3 separate regions of the Homo sapiens genome follow, and regions 2 and 3 are each linked to region 1. A link is a contact called in ENCODE Hi-C or POLR2A ChIA-PET data. All regions are on one chromosome and are shown on one strand. The core of a region is the stretch at or near the end of the contact, and the rest is flanking DNA. Distances in the headings are between cores, read along the strand shown. Region 1 overlaps BFSP1 (beaded filament structural protein 1). Region 2 holds the start of RBBP9 (RB binding protein 9, serine hydrolase). Region 3 overlaps DZANK1 (double zinc ribbon and ankyrin repeat domains 1).

Evidence for each region. Hi-C counts contacts between places; a loop is a spot of excess contacts on that map. ChIA-PET counts read pairs that join two places held with the same protein, here RNA polymerase II (POLR2A). Pooled maps may share reads with other maps.
Region 2: a loop to region 1 is called in a pooled map, with 4 times the contacts of the local background. The contact joins the promoter of RBBP9 here to the enhancer-like site in region 1. A Hi-C loop is called at or near these places in 2 of 37 single-sample maps with no recorded cell type and 13 of 50 pooled maps. POLR2A ChIA-PET finds 5 or more read pairs at or near these places in 4 of 52 experiments (AG04450, BJ, activated CD4-positive, alpha-beta T cell and 1 more).
Region 3: a pooled map shows a loop between it and region 1 (11-fold over the local background). The contact joins two enhancer-like sites. A Hi-C loop is called at or near these places in 2 of 37 single-sample maps with no recorded cell type and 10 of 50 pooled maps. POLR2A ChIA-PET finds 5 or more read pairs at or near these places in 1 of 52 experiments (activated naive CD4-positive, alpha-beta T cell).

Annotation. Positions count from the first base shown.
Region 1 is chr20:17,504,246-17,508,720 of GRCh38, reverse strand. All of the region lies in intron 5 of BFSP1 (beaded filament structural protein 1), which reads left to right. Among named protein-coding and RNA genes, the nearest start is that of BFSP1, 25 kb to the left of the region's middle. RefSeq lists an enhancer at 3,686-4,209. Within about 2 kb of position 3,225, at least 19 of the 41 ENCODE cell types and tissues checked have a DNase peak (open chromatin) inside an H3K27ac peak, as active enhancers do.
Region 2 is chr20:18,494,907-18,499,381 of GRCh38, reverse strand. RBBP9 (RB binding protein 9, serine hydrolase) reads left to right here and starts at 2,157. Exons shown (of 5, transcript NM_006606.3): 1 at 2,157-2,313; 2 at 3,502-3,544. The coding sequence starts at 2,215. RefSeq lists enhancers at 1,995-2,054, 2,155-2,204, 1,808-2,372, 2,225-2,384, 2,555-2,604.
Region 3 is chr20:18,409,835-18,414,309 of GRCh38, reverse strand. It overlaps DZANK1 (double zinc ribbon and ankyrin repeat domains 1), which reads left to right. Exons shown (of 21, transcript NM_001367614.1): 13 at 1,457-1,664. Among named protein-coding and RNA genes, the nearest start is that of LINC00851, 33 kb to the right of the region's middle. RefSeq lists a silencer at 759-808 and an enhancer at 1,679-1,728. Within about 2 kb of position 1,854, at least 4 of the 41 ENCODE cell types and tissues checked have a DNase peak (open chromatin) inside an H3K27ac peak, as active enhancers do.

The DNA of each region.
Region 1 (4,475 bases), core at 1,976-4,475:
CTGGACTGAGGAGTTTTCCAGGACACAGGGAGAGTCCTGAGCTGGGGGACACAGGTGCCACGCTCATTCCTGGCCCCTCAGAGGTGCCCCTTGGGACTCCTTCGAGTCATGCCCTCCCCACCGAGTCTTAGGCTTAGGCTGCCCCAGTGTCTACATCATGCATTCATTTTGCCCAGGTCAAGCTTCGTAAGAATAAGAAGAAACGGACACCATAGGGATTTTTATCCTCCACTTGTTCAAATCTGTGCTTCTGTTTTCCTTCTCATGGTAACAGTTCTCCTTCGGAATTTGATTACAACCCGGCAAGAGTGGTTGTATCAGTGTTTGCTTCTAGTTAGAAACGTGTTGGTGGAAAGCTCACATTTCTACCCCCACCCCTTTTGGGTGAAGCTTAATTTGAAAACAAAACAGAAAAGCCCCAAACTGTCCTGTGGCCTGTGCCTTCTTGGCTACTTGCCGGCTCATCTTCTTTGTTCCTTCCGGTTCTCTCTCTTTCTCATTACCCTACAGCAGGTCATTCCACAGGGACGCTTGGGTTAAAATACTGCACCTTTGTATGGCTCTCTAACCACATTTCCCAAACCAAAAAGTAAGTTGACATTTGGTTTGACAAGTACACATGGGGACAAGAGAGCAAAACGTGTAAAAATCGGACACTTCAGAAAGCCTGGACCATTTGGATGTTATGTGTTACTCTGTCTAAAAATGTGAAGCCACAACTAGATGTAGCGCTTTTTATTGATTTCCAGTGCCCCCATGTCTGCTCAGGATTTCATTTTGGGACCTTGGAGTTCACATCCTAATTCCCATCCCAGCACGCACCACACAAAACTCACAGTGCAGCAGCTCTCAGGGGCTGCTGGAAAGCAAACCCGGGTCTGTGGTGGTCCCCTGAACTGACGATCGCAGCAGGAGGAACCAAGTAAGGCACTTAAAACTCCTCCTTCTTGTGAGACAAACCCTGGCTCAGGGACCATGTGCCTCATCCTGGTGACTGGGGCCTGTGTGGTTTCTTCTGAGGCTCTGACAGGATAGAATAAGGGTTGTATGTGTTTGTGTACATGGGGTGTGTGTGTGTGATATACATGGTATGTGTGATATATGTGGGATGTGTATGTGAAGTGTGTGTGGTGTGTGTGTGTCATGTGTATGTGTGTGTGCTGTGTATGTGAATAGGGACGTGGATACAAGCCCAGTCGTGGTCCTAGAGACCAGTGTTTTCCAAATGGCTAGTGACAACTCATTTTTGGATGTAAAATGAACTCAGTAGAATTGACTGGCATGTAAAAGGAAGTCAACAAAATGCTAGACTAAAATATAATAAGAAAAACAGAGTGTACAGCAAGTGAAAGGGAGGATTTGTTTTGTGAAGCCCTTGTTTTATCTCTCTATATCCATATGGATATGTTGAAATACACACACACACACACACACACACACACACACACCTACCTATCTGATGTGTATGGCTCGCAATGAGAAATGTGGTTTTTCCTGGGGCGGTGGTGATAAAGTTGAAAACCACTGCCCTAGAGATACTGAGAAAGATGAAGGAGCCCAGCCTAGATGGCAAATTCCAGTTCCAGGACAAAAAGAATGTTCCTCTCTTTATGTACAGGTATTTGTTGAATATCAAAATAAGAAATTTCACAACAGATTAACCTGGTTTCTGAGAACATGAAATGAAACCGCTGGTTGGCCGCCTGTTTCTGTCCTGAGTGGCTGCAGGAGGACTTCCTGGCTTTTCCCTGCTGCCCTCGTCTCTAAAGCAGGGTCTCAAACATCTCTTCTGTGCTGCCTCCTCCACTCCCACCCGTGGCATTCTGATGGAGACCGCTTCTCAGAAAAATGATGGTAAAGGCATAAAATAAAATACAGATAATTTAAAGGAAACCAGGCTGGGTGTGGTGGCTCACGCCTGTAATGCCAGCACTTTGGGAGGGCAAGGTGAGTGGACTGCTCGAGTCCAGGAATTTGAGACCAGCCTGGGCCACATGACGAAACCCCACCTCTACAAAAAATACAAAAATTAGCTGGGCGTGGTGGTGCGTGCCTGTGGTTCCAGCTACTTAGGAAGCTGACATGGGAGGACTGCCTGAGCCTGGAGAGGTTGAGGCTGCAGTGAGCTGAGACTGAGCCACTGCACTCCAGCCTGGGCAACAGAATGAGACCCCGTTTCCAAAAAAAAAAAAAAAGAAACTAATTATATTAAAACAGTTATCAAAATATTACTGAATCATTTTAAATAAAATGACAGATGTGCTTATACTCACTCAGTAACAAGCTATAGCATGTAGCTGATGAAACACGGCTGTGTCCATTTTCTGTTGCTGCCTTGATGAGTCACCACCAGCACCCGTGTCATCGCAGTTGTGTAGGTGGGAAGTCTGGGTGGGTCCTATCGGTTTCTCTGCTCTGGGTCTCAAAAGGTAGAAAGAAAGATGTTGGCCAGCCTGGGCCCTTGTCCAGAGGCTGTTAGGGGAGAATTTGCTTCCAGTCTCATTCAAGTTCTTGGCAGGAGTGAGGACCCTGTTTCTTTGCCGGCTGCTGGCCAGGAGTGGCTGTCAGGGCTGCCCAGGCTCCTTGGCTTCAGGCCCCTCCACGTTCGGAGCCGGCAGCGAACTCTGAACCCTCTTCCTGCGTCTCATCTCAATGACTTGGACTTACACGTTTCTCTGACTTCTGTTTTTAGGGGATAATCTTGAATAAACTCCTTTCCTTAAAAAAGGGTAACTGATTAAGAACTTTAATTATATCTGCAAAGTCCCTTTTTGCCATGTAACATATTCAAGGGTGTAGCACCAAGGGGAAAAGGTCACGGGGGCCAAAATTCTGCCTCCTTAGCTCTGATGAAAACCCAGACGTGGCTGGGTGCGCCCGGGAGCTCCTGACTCAGTGGGTCTGGGGTGTGGCCCGGGATGCTGCATGTCTAGGTGTCCCTGTGATGGTGCTGCGGCTGGTCCAGGAGCCACACTGAGAACCACAGGGTAAGGGCGGGTCCCAGGGAGTGGGCGAATGTTCCACCTGGTCCCCCTGTGTCCCAGGCTTGGGCCTCATTTCAAATGTTTGTGGCTGGGTTTTTGCTGGTTTTAAAGGTTTTAGTGGCTTCCCAATGTAGCAGCTAAGCTAGAGCTGAAGGAAGATGTGGCCGCACACCGCCGGGCAGGGCCCGCTCTGTGGCCGGAACTCGGTGGAGGGCGGGCCGAGAGAGAGCGTCTGCTAGCACCAGGGCCGTGGCAGCGGGTTCCGCCTATGGTTAGGGCGTCCGAAGCTTCCCGAACTCTCCACAGCAGGGGTCGTCAGGGTGAGGTCCCCGTCCCAGCAGCGGGGGCACCACCTGGGAACTTGTCAGAAATGCAGATTCACAGGCACCCCAGACCACTGACCCAGGAGCTCTGGGGCGGGCCGGTGCGCCTTGTTTAAGCCCTCCACGTGGCTCTGCGGGCTCAGTCTGGGAGACGCTGGGCGGACGATGGGAGAATAGTGCCTGGGCTTGGAGCTGGAAGCTGGAAGCCTCTCCTTCAAATAAGTGCACATATACCCGTAAGAGCCCCGGAGGAAGCACTTCGGACAGGTGGAGAGGAAAGGACAGGTAATTCTAGTTCCCTAAATTGCATGGACTGAGAGTTTCTGTGACAGGGAAGTAAAGAAAGTCACTTTTTAAAATTGCAAAGTGGGAACCGCCCATGTCTCATTTCTCATTAAAGTCACTTAGCACCATCTAGTGGTTTAGTTTGTGTAAGACAGTATGTAATGAGTTTCCTTTTTTTTTTTTTTAAGACAAAACAAAAACAAAAACAAAAACAAAAAAAAAACCTTACACCTAAAGGTGTCTGGGGTCCTAAGGACTGAGGTGAGAGCTCACCCCTCCAGATGGGGCTCGCGTCAGGCTCCTGCCTGTGTCGTGCCCTCAGCGGCTCACAGCCCAGTGGGGAGACAGATATAAACCAGGCAATCTAACGGTCCAGGCAGAAACAGCAGTCACCTGGCTCCGGATAAAGTTCAGGTTGCCACATGGCCCCACCGTTGGAGGAACCCTGGGCCAACCTCTCTTCTCTTCGTCTCCTGACCCCTCCTGCAGTTTCTGGGACCTCCCCTTTGCTCATTCCTTCTCTCCTTTCTGGAAGTCCCTTTCCTTCCTCGGTTCCCAGGACCGGTCCTGCCTCCTCCTGGAAGCCCCTTTCTTCCTCTGAGATGCCCTGGGCGTGCCTCCCCTGCTGGACTGCGGCCTTCTAGAGGAGGGTCCGTGTCTCATTCTCCTCGGCCAGGCTGGTGCTGGGTGGCAGTGGACGCCGTGCCACAGTGGCTCTCGTCACAGGCATCTCCATTCCTGTTGAGCTCCTGAGACAGGAGCTCTTACTGGTTTTCCTGAACACTCTTCCTTCTGATGAAAGGTTTAAATTATGGAGCTGTAAAAACCACATCGGTATAGACATCAGTCCACTTTTATAAACCAAGTCATCACTTCACTGGAC
Region 2 (4,475 bases), core at 908-3,407, 990 kb before region 1:
AGTCCAAAACAATGGCCTCGCAAAATTTTGTGCAAAAAATTCCCCCTTTTTGGTCAGGTTCTCACTTAGGTGAGAGTGTGACCAAAACTTAGGGCCTTAGCGCCACTCTCAGTTACCATCATTTTGGGTTTCGGTCTCAGCACATCATTTATAGGTTTTGGTGTTCTCATGGTTGCACATTTCTTTCAGCTTTTGTCATTCCAGTTGAAGAGAGAACATCTGACGTTCTAGAGATGACCGCGTGCAAACATTTAAAACCTTTGAGAGAATACAGCACACCAGGGAGACTATTATTATAAATATTGGGAGGATAACACCAAGAGTTCGGGGTATGCTCCTAAACCCAAGGCCCCGATAAACCAAACCTCCTAAAATCAAATAGATCAAAGAATGAGCTAGATAAAGGGTTTACTCACTTGACTAAGCAATTTCTTCGTTAATCCTCTACCACTGAATTTATTTTTTTCTTTTTTCCTTTTTTTTTTTTTTTAGACGGAGTCTTGCTCTGTCGCCCAGGTTGGAGTGCAGTGGCACAGTCTTGGTTCACTGCAACCTCTGCCTTCCGGGTTCAAGCAATTCTCTTGCCTCAGCTTCCTGAGTAGCTGCGATTACAGGCACCTGCCACCACGCCTAGCTAATTTTTGTATTTTTAGTAGAGATGGGGTTTTGCCATGTTGGCCAGGCTGATCTTGAACTCCTGACCTCAGGTGATCTGCCTGCCTCGGACTCCTAAAGTGCTGGGATTACAGGTGTAAGCCACCGCGCCCAGCCAATGAGGGATACATTTCTAATCATTGCTTCTTTTACTTCAAACCATGGTAAAAGGACCTAACAAATGATGCCTTTCTAGAAGAGTGAAGGCCTACTGGCAATGTTTTCTTTAACCCATGATGTGGGTTAGAGGAGTGAACCAATGTTTTGTTTTTGACTGATTATGAAGCAATGCATGTACCATTAAAGTTTCTTACCTACTTCGGGCCTTCATCTTTTATCTATCAAAGTCTAAGTTTATCCATGTATAAGGCTGGCTGCAAACTCCTTCACAAATAAAAGTATACCCCATAAGTGCACATAACAGACCCCTTTTCCACTTCTATTGTTTGTAGAGGCATAAGGAAGACAAAAAATATTGAAAGATAAGAGTTTCATGGTAGTAGAAGTCTTAATCTGTGAACTTGGGAAAAGCTGTTCACATCAAGGATGCCATTTTCTTCTTGGGAGAAATTTCCCAGGGTAGCTTTACCTCAAAAGTTCCAATGGGTGCACTGTTCCAAAAGTGTGGAGGGACCGTTCTCATTTGCGAGACCATGAACCCAAAGCCCAAGGTCCTGAAGTTTTGTTGTAGTGTGGATGACAAGGACAGTCTTCTCCAATGTTTCCAGAAAATTCAAACCATAAAAAGCTTTCTTTACCGGGGGAAAATACACTGTAGCATAATAATCTACTGTTATAACATCAGCCCTCTTGCATGGGAAAGCTTTTATACAACCAGAATGACAAATTGGAATTCAAATAACAATTGAATGAAATCCCCTTACAAAATGTTTAAATGGCCCACCCGGTGACCAAATGTACATGAAGCTTTGTTTGTCTTCCCAGGAATATGGGACTAAGCATTGGTTATAAACTATTTTAAACAATTTCAGTATCAGCTGGTTTAATATGAAAATCTGACGAAGTATTTTCTTGGTATTTAATTAAATTTTTGCTTGTTTTACTTGGGTTAGTAGCTTTATGCAAGGAAATTTCATTCAAAGCAATGAAAAACAACAACCAGGGCTGATACTGACTACTAAAAACTGTTTTAAACTCAGAAGGAAAAATAATATGGATTTCAGGCGTTCCCAGGTTATAAATGGGTTTTCTGCATGTTTGAAACCAAAAACAAACTTTCCTATAGAAATATCAGTAAATCTAGCAAAGAAATAACACACCCCAACCGTGTCATAGCCTGTCTTAAATAAGGGAAAAACATGAGAGCACTAGTAAGAGGCAAGTAAAGGGTGCTTTGCTTTACAATTGATGGAAGCTCGCAGGCTTTGTTCTTGGCTGCCCCACGCAGCCAGCGGAAGGCAGGCCAAGGAGGAAAGAGCCCGGCCTCCCAGGTCCCCGCAACTACAACTCCCAGGATGCCGCGGCGCAGGCTCCCTGCGGGAGCAGGCTGGGCTCAGCTCCGCTGGACCCGCGCTGGGGAACTCTGGCCTCGCTGCACTCATGGCTTCTCCTAGCAAGGCAGTGATTGTTCCCGGGAACGGAGGCGGGGATGTGACCACCCACGGCTGGTATGGCTGGGTGAAAAAGGAGCTGGAGAAGGTAAGCGCCCAACGCCGCTGCTCCGTGAAGTCAGCCTGGAGGGAGGGACGGCGGGAGAGGACTGAGGGCTGAAGTTTGAATAGGCGTCTAATCCCCTCTAGCAAAGCCCTGTGTGTTTTCCTGCCTCTCCCCCGCTGCCTTCTCTTAAAGTCTGAGCTAGTGGTCGAATTTTGACTGGTAAAACTGCCTGGAAGACTTCTCTGAGGGCTCAGCCTTTAGAGTTAAAGGAACCCCTTTGAACTACCGAGGCTGAGCCCCTGAGCCCCGCCCCCCGTATCTGCTGCTGGTTCAGATTTGGGACTTCCCAGATAATTTTACATGTTCACTGCTTCCCGCTTCAGCTTTTAAAAAATTAAATATGCTATACTTAATATATACAAAGGATATACGTAACATGCGTCTACATTATGAGGCATAATGTAATGAATTACCAAACTAAAACCTGGGACATTGCCTATACATCATCTTCCAAACGACCCTTATGTCTACCCATCTCAGTCCCGTGCCATCCTGAATTTTTTCATCTGCTTCTCTTTTTAAAATTGAAGTACTTTTCAACCTATGAATATACCTTTTAAACAACAGACTGTTCTATTTGGCTTCTTGGTGAGCTTTATAAAAGTGGCATCTTACTGTAGGCTGACCTGTGCCGTTTGATTTTTATTTTTTAACCCTCTTCTGTAACCAGGCGGTAAGTCGGCTCCCTGGGTTGCTGTCCTCTAGAGCGGGTCTCCAGAATAGATTGCAGCGCTGTGGCTGAAAACCCTGGTCAGAGTTACAACCCCAAAGGTCAGGGCTGGAGCTTCTGAGAGTATGCTGTCTCCAAATTTCTGTATCACGTTCCTGTGCCACGTTTTACCTACTCCCTGGAACACAGTCTATTTGGCTCCAGGTCAGTCTGTCTAGAACACATTTGTTCATGCCTCTCTATAGATGCAGGCCTGTAGAGGCAAATATGGGTGTACAAATGCAGATATAGGTCTCTCTATAGAGATCAGCAGAGCTGCCTAGATACAGAACTACAGATGGAGTTCATGCGAAAAGATGGTCACTTAACCTACTTCATTTCATAACACAAGTTAATACTGAATTGGTAACGATCATATCAGGTGCCTCATTTCTTATTAGCAAAGTATTAGTTGTAATTAAGCTCTTTATTATAGCTTTTTCTCCCCCCTCATATCATAGATACCTGGTTTCCAGTGTTTGGCTAAAAACATGCCCGACCCAAGTAAGTTTTAAACTTGTTTTTAAATAGCCTCATCTTGTTGGGTTTTGATATTACCATTTTTGTGGTAGAGAACAAGAATATCATAGTGGAGGAACCAAAGATGCCTATATACCTAAGAAAGAATAAGGCAAGCAGCTTGGGGAGGAGGGTGTGAACCAAAAGCCATAGAAAATTCTTTTTTTTTTTTTTTTTTCAATTCTGTGAATTTGTCATTTTTATTTATTTATTTATTTATTTATTTATTTATTTATTTATTGATCATTCTTGGGTGTTTCTCGCAGAGGGGGATTTGGCAGGGTCACAGGACAATAGTGGAGGGAAGGTCAGCAGATAAACAAGTGAACAACGGTCTCTGGTTTTCCTAGGCAGAGGACCCTGCGGCCTTCCGCAGTGTTTGCGTCCCTGGGTACTTGAGATTAGGGAGTGGTGATGACTCTTAACGAGCATGCTGCCTTCAAGCATCTGTTTAACAAAGCACATCTTGCACCGCCCTTAATCCATTTAACCCTGAGTGGACACAGCACATGTTTCAGAGAGCACAGGGTTGGGGGTAAGGTCACAGATCAACAGGATCCCAAGGCAGAAGAATTTTTCTTAGTACAGAACAAAATGAAAAGTCTCCCATGTCTACCTCTTTCTACACAGACACGGCAACCATCCGATTTCTCAATCTTTTCCCCACCTTTCCCCCCTTTCTATTCCACAAAACTGCCATTGTCATCATGGCCCGTTCTCAATGAGCTGTTGGGTACACCTCCCAGACGGGGTGGTGGCCGGACAGAGGGGCTCCTCACTTCCCAGTAGGGGCGGCCGGGCAGAGGCGCCCCTCACCTCCCGGATGGGGTAAGCCATAGAAAATTCTAGTAAGGATTAGGAAAGCACCTGGGCATGGTAAAATTTAATTTTCAACTTTGCACCAACTTGATTTTTC
Region 3 (4,475 bases), core at 605-3,104, 910 kb before region 1:
GAGGCTGTAACTCTGAATGTGTGTGCTCCACCCTGTGAATCAACCCGGGGAAGAGACCCAAAACTTTTAGAACTTTCACATGGAATTTCAACTAGGTGTGTAAATAAATGCAGTCAATTTAGATTTTAATTGCATTTGCAAGGCCGTAGACATAATGCCACTTTAGTGGCTTTAAAATACATGAGACAGAATGCACTTCTCTTGAATTTCTTATGTAGCATTCTGAGAACTTTTCCTTCCCCTTTTTTATATTTTAGAAAGCTTAGGGTATATAAGATTGCTTTTGTAATTTATAACAGCTGGGCATAGTTTGAGGACAAATCTCACCAGGTTATTTTCAGAAGTACTTAAGCTCTAACAACTGGCTTTGTGTTAGATTTTTATAATTTTATACATTTCTCTAAGCTGGATAAAGACTTTCCATGTTTCTTCTTATCTCTTTATTATAAGAAGTTAAAGATTGATCATTATTAGAGGATACACTCAGCACTTTGTATGCAGTTTTAGGGAGTTCATGACCTTTTTTTTTTGAGACAGAGTCTCGCTGTGTTGCTCAGGCTGGAGTGCAATGGTGCAATTTTGGCTCACTGCAACCTCTGCCTCCCAGGTTCAAGCAATTCTTCTGCCTCAGTCTCCTGAGTAGCTAGGATTACAGGCCCGTGCCACCATGCCCGGCTAATTTTTGTATTTTTAGTAGAGATGGGGTTTCACCATGTTGGTCGGGCTGATCTCGAACTCCTTACCTCGTGATCCACCCACCGTGGCCTCCCAAAGTGCTGAGATTACAGGCATGAGCCACCATGCCCAGCCGTTCATGGCTTTCTTAACCCAGTTTGAAAGATTTAAATCCTAAACTGCCACTAGCCCTTATTCCTTTGTGCAAATGAAACAAAGGTGTTCTTTTCTCAAGACACTTGACTGCCATCTATTGGAAATTGCTTGTAATATACTGGTTTCTCTACTAGAAAAATTACCCTAATACATATGCAAATATATGATGTTCACCATATGAATGGTACTACTTTGAATGCAGTGACGTTGTGCAACGCACAACCTTTCATGGTAGTCCTCTCAGGTCCCCAGGTTTAGATGCAGGAAAGTATGTTAGAGAAAATGTTGGTGACCAGTGGCTGAGTGTGGATTAGTAGTGAAGTCTATGCTCTATTGGATTACAGAGCTGAAAAGGATAGATATCTTCCAGGCATCAAGCAGGCCGGCAAACACCCCTTGATTTGCTGACTTTTAGATAATAAATGGCTAATCCTGGATCAGGCTGGAAGTTGCTGAGAAAGACAGGAGCAAGGAAGATGAGGCAAAGGCTGGAAAACCCTATTAGTTCCAAGTACACTTTTCTTGAGATACTTTTTATTCTGATTAGAGTTGTTTTCTATAAGTAAAATGCAAGATTGATTAAATTATATTCTAATTTTAAAAATGTCTTCTGCCTCACGCATGGCCCCGATGTGCCTGGCAGTCCCTGAATATTCCTTTGCCCAGATCTGATGTTGGGACTAAGAGGGACATAGGAACACAGACTGTTGGCCTCTTCTACCCATCTGGCAAGCTGCTAGCAAAAAAGGAACAGGAACTAGCCTCTCAAAAGCAGAGGCAGGAGAAAATGAGTGACCATAAACCCCTCCTGACAGCCATCAGCCCAGGAAGAGGTAAGGGGGAGGATGCCCTTTCTTCTGGTCGGGAGGGAATTCACTCTTTCTGTGAAAGAACATTTCATTTTCTCTTCCTTTTAGATTTATTTGTATGTGTAAGAAGTAAGTTTCTTTCTTTTCCTCTTTTTCAAGTAATTTTCTTTGTATTGGAAAAAGAAGCTCTTCCTGTAAGCTCCTTCTTAAACTTTCAGTATTCTGATGTTTTAGCTCATAGCCCTGTAGTCTAGTTCCTCAGTCACATGGCGCATGTGGGTTTCTTTTGTCGTGACGGCATGTTGTTAGTGCACAGTGCTATTGCTATCTGCCATTATCCCTTTTTTTAATTGTAAAATTTAAATAACATAAAATTCACCATTTTGACTATTTTTAAGTCTATAATTTGGGCCAGTTGTGGTGACTCATGCCTGCAATCCCAGCACTTTGGGAGGCCAAGGCTGGAGGATCTCTTGAGTCTAGTCTGGCCAACAAAGTGAGACCCTGTCTCTACAATTTTTTTTTTAAAGCAGTCATTTGTGGTGGTGCATGCCTGTGGTCCCAGCTACATGCTTCAAATTTCATTTTGAAATTTAATCTCTATTGTGGTGGTATTAAGTGGCGGGACGTTTTGGAAATTGATCATGAGGATGGAGCCCTCATGAATAGATCAGTGCCTTATGAAAGGGCTGGAGGGAATGAGTTAAGGCCCCTTTTTGTCCTTTGGCCCTCCCTCCATGTGAGGACACAACGTTGCCCTCCTTTGGAGGATGCAGCAACGAGGCACCATTTTGGAAGCAGAGAGACCAGGCCCTCCCCAGACACCTAACCTGCAGGGACCTTTATTTTGGACTTCTAGCTTCCAGAATGTGAGAAATAAATTCCTGTTCTTTATAAATTACCCAGTCTCAAGTATTTTGTTTATAGCAGCACAAATGGACTAAGACAGTTTGCTAGTATTTTCTTGAAGACTTTTGTGTCTATATTTATAAGAGATATTAGTCTGCAGTTTTCTTCTTTCCTTCTACTGTCTGTCTGATTTTGGTATCAGGATAATGGTAGCCTTATAGAAACACTTCTTTTTTTTTGAAGTGGTTATGAAGAATTGGTATTAACTATTATTTAAATTTTGGTAAATTACCTGTGAAGCTATCTGGATCTGATGTTTGTCTAGTGGGCAATTCTGATTACTCTTTACTTTTTATAGGTCTGTTCAGATTTTCTATTTCTTGTTGAATCAGTTTTGGTAGTTTGTGTTTTTCCAGATATTTATCTATTTCATCTGATTAATTTATTAGCATACAGTTGTTTGTGATACTCTTTTATAATCTTTTTTATTTCAATAAAGTTGGTGATAACATCTCCTATTTCATTTCTAATTCTAGTAACTTGAGATGTCACTTTTTTTGGTCAATCTTACTAAAGGTTTATCAATTTCATTGATCTTTTCCAAGAACCAACTTTTGGTTTTATTGATTTTCTATTATTTTTATATTCTGTATTTCACTAAATTCCACTCTCATCATGATTTCCTTCTTTCTTCTTACTTTAAGTTGACTTTGCTCTTCTTTTCCTCGTTTAAGGTCAAAGATTAGGGTGATGATTTTGAGATCTTTCTTCAGAATGTGAACATTTGCTGCTATAAATTTCTGTTTGAGCTTTGCTTTCACTGCGTCCCATAAGTTTGGTGTACCTTCATTTTCTTTCTTTCTTTCTTTTGAGATAGGATCTCACTTTGTCACCCAGGCTGGAGTGCGGTGGCACAATCATGGCACACTGCAGCCTTGACCTCCTGGGTTCAAGTGATCCTCTTCCCTCAATCTACTGAGTAGCTGGGAGCACAGGCACAAGCCACCACACCTGGATAATTTTTAAACGTTTTTGTAGAGATGGGGTGACACTGTGTTGCCAGTGTTGCCGGTCTCAAACTCTAGGTGTCAAGGAAGCCTCCCACCTTAGCCTTCCAGAGTGCTAGGATTACAGGCATAAGCCCCTGTGTCCAGCACCATGAATCAGGGTTTTTTGTCCATTCTGACAATCCCTGTTTGTTTGTTTTTTAAATTGGATTGTTTCATCCATCTACATTTAATGTTATTATTGATAAAGTTGGACTTATCATTTTGCTTTTTGTTTTCCAAATGTTTCTAAATGCCTTTTTTGTTCCTCTGTTGCTCCTTTACTGCTTTCTTTTGCATTGCATATTTTCCAGTGTAACATTTTGATTTATTTAATGACTTTTTCACTACATACTTTGAGTTATTTCCTTAGTGGTTACTATAGGGTTTTCCTCATACATCTTAACAGACTATACTTCAAGTTTATACTAAATTAATTCCAATGAAATATATAAATTCTACCCCTATAATTCAATTCCCTCTTCCCAACTTTTGTGGCATTATTTTCTAATATAACATTATGTTTATGTTTACATATATGTTATAAACTCTCAAAACACTGTTACAATTATTAGTTATAACATGATGTCTTTTAAAAAAAGAACTATTATTTATGGCTTTTGTTATATTAGCCTTCTTTTCCCCCATTTATAGTTCTCTTAATTTATTCCTTTGGATTATTTCCTAAGCCCAATGAAGCTTTGCTCTTACTCACCTCCCTTTTTTTTTTTTTTTTTTTTTTGAGACGGAGTCTCGCTCTGCCACCCAGGCTGGAGTGCGGTGGCGTGATCCCGACTCACTGCAACCTCCGCCTCCTGGGTTCAAGCGATTCTCCTGCCTCAGCCTCCCAGATAATTTTTTGTGTTTTTAGTAGAGACAGGGTTTCACTGTGTTAGCCAGAATAGTCTCGATCGCCTGACCTCGTGATCCACCCGCCTTG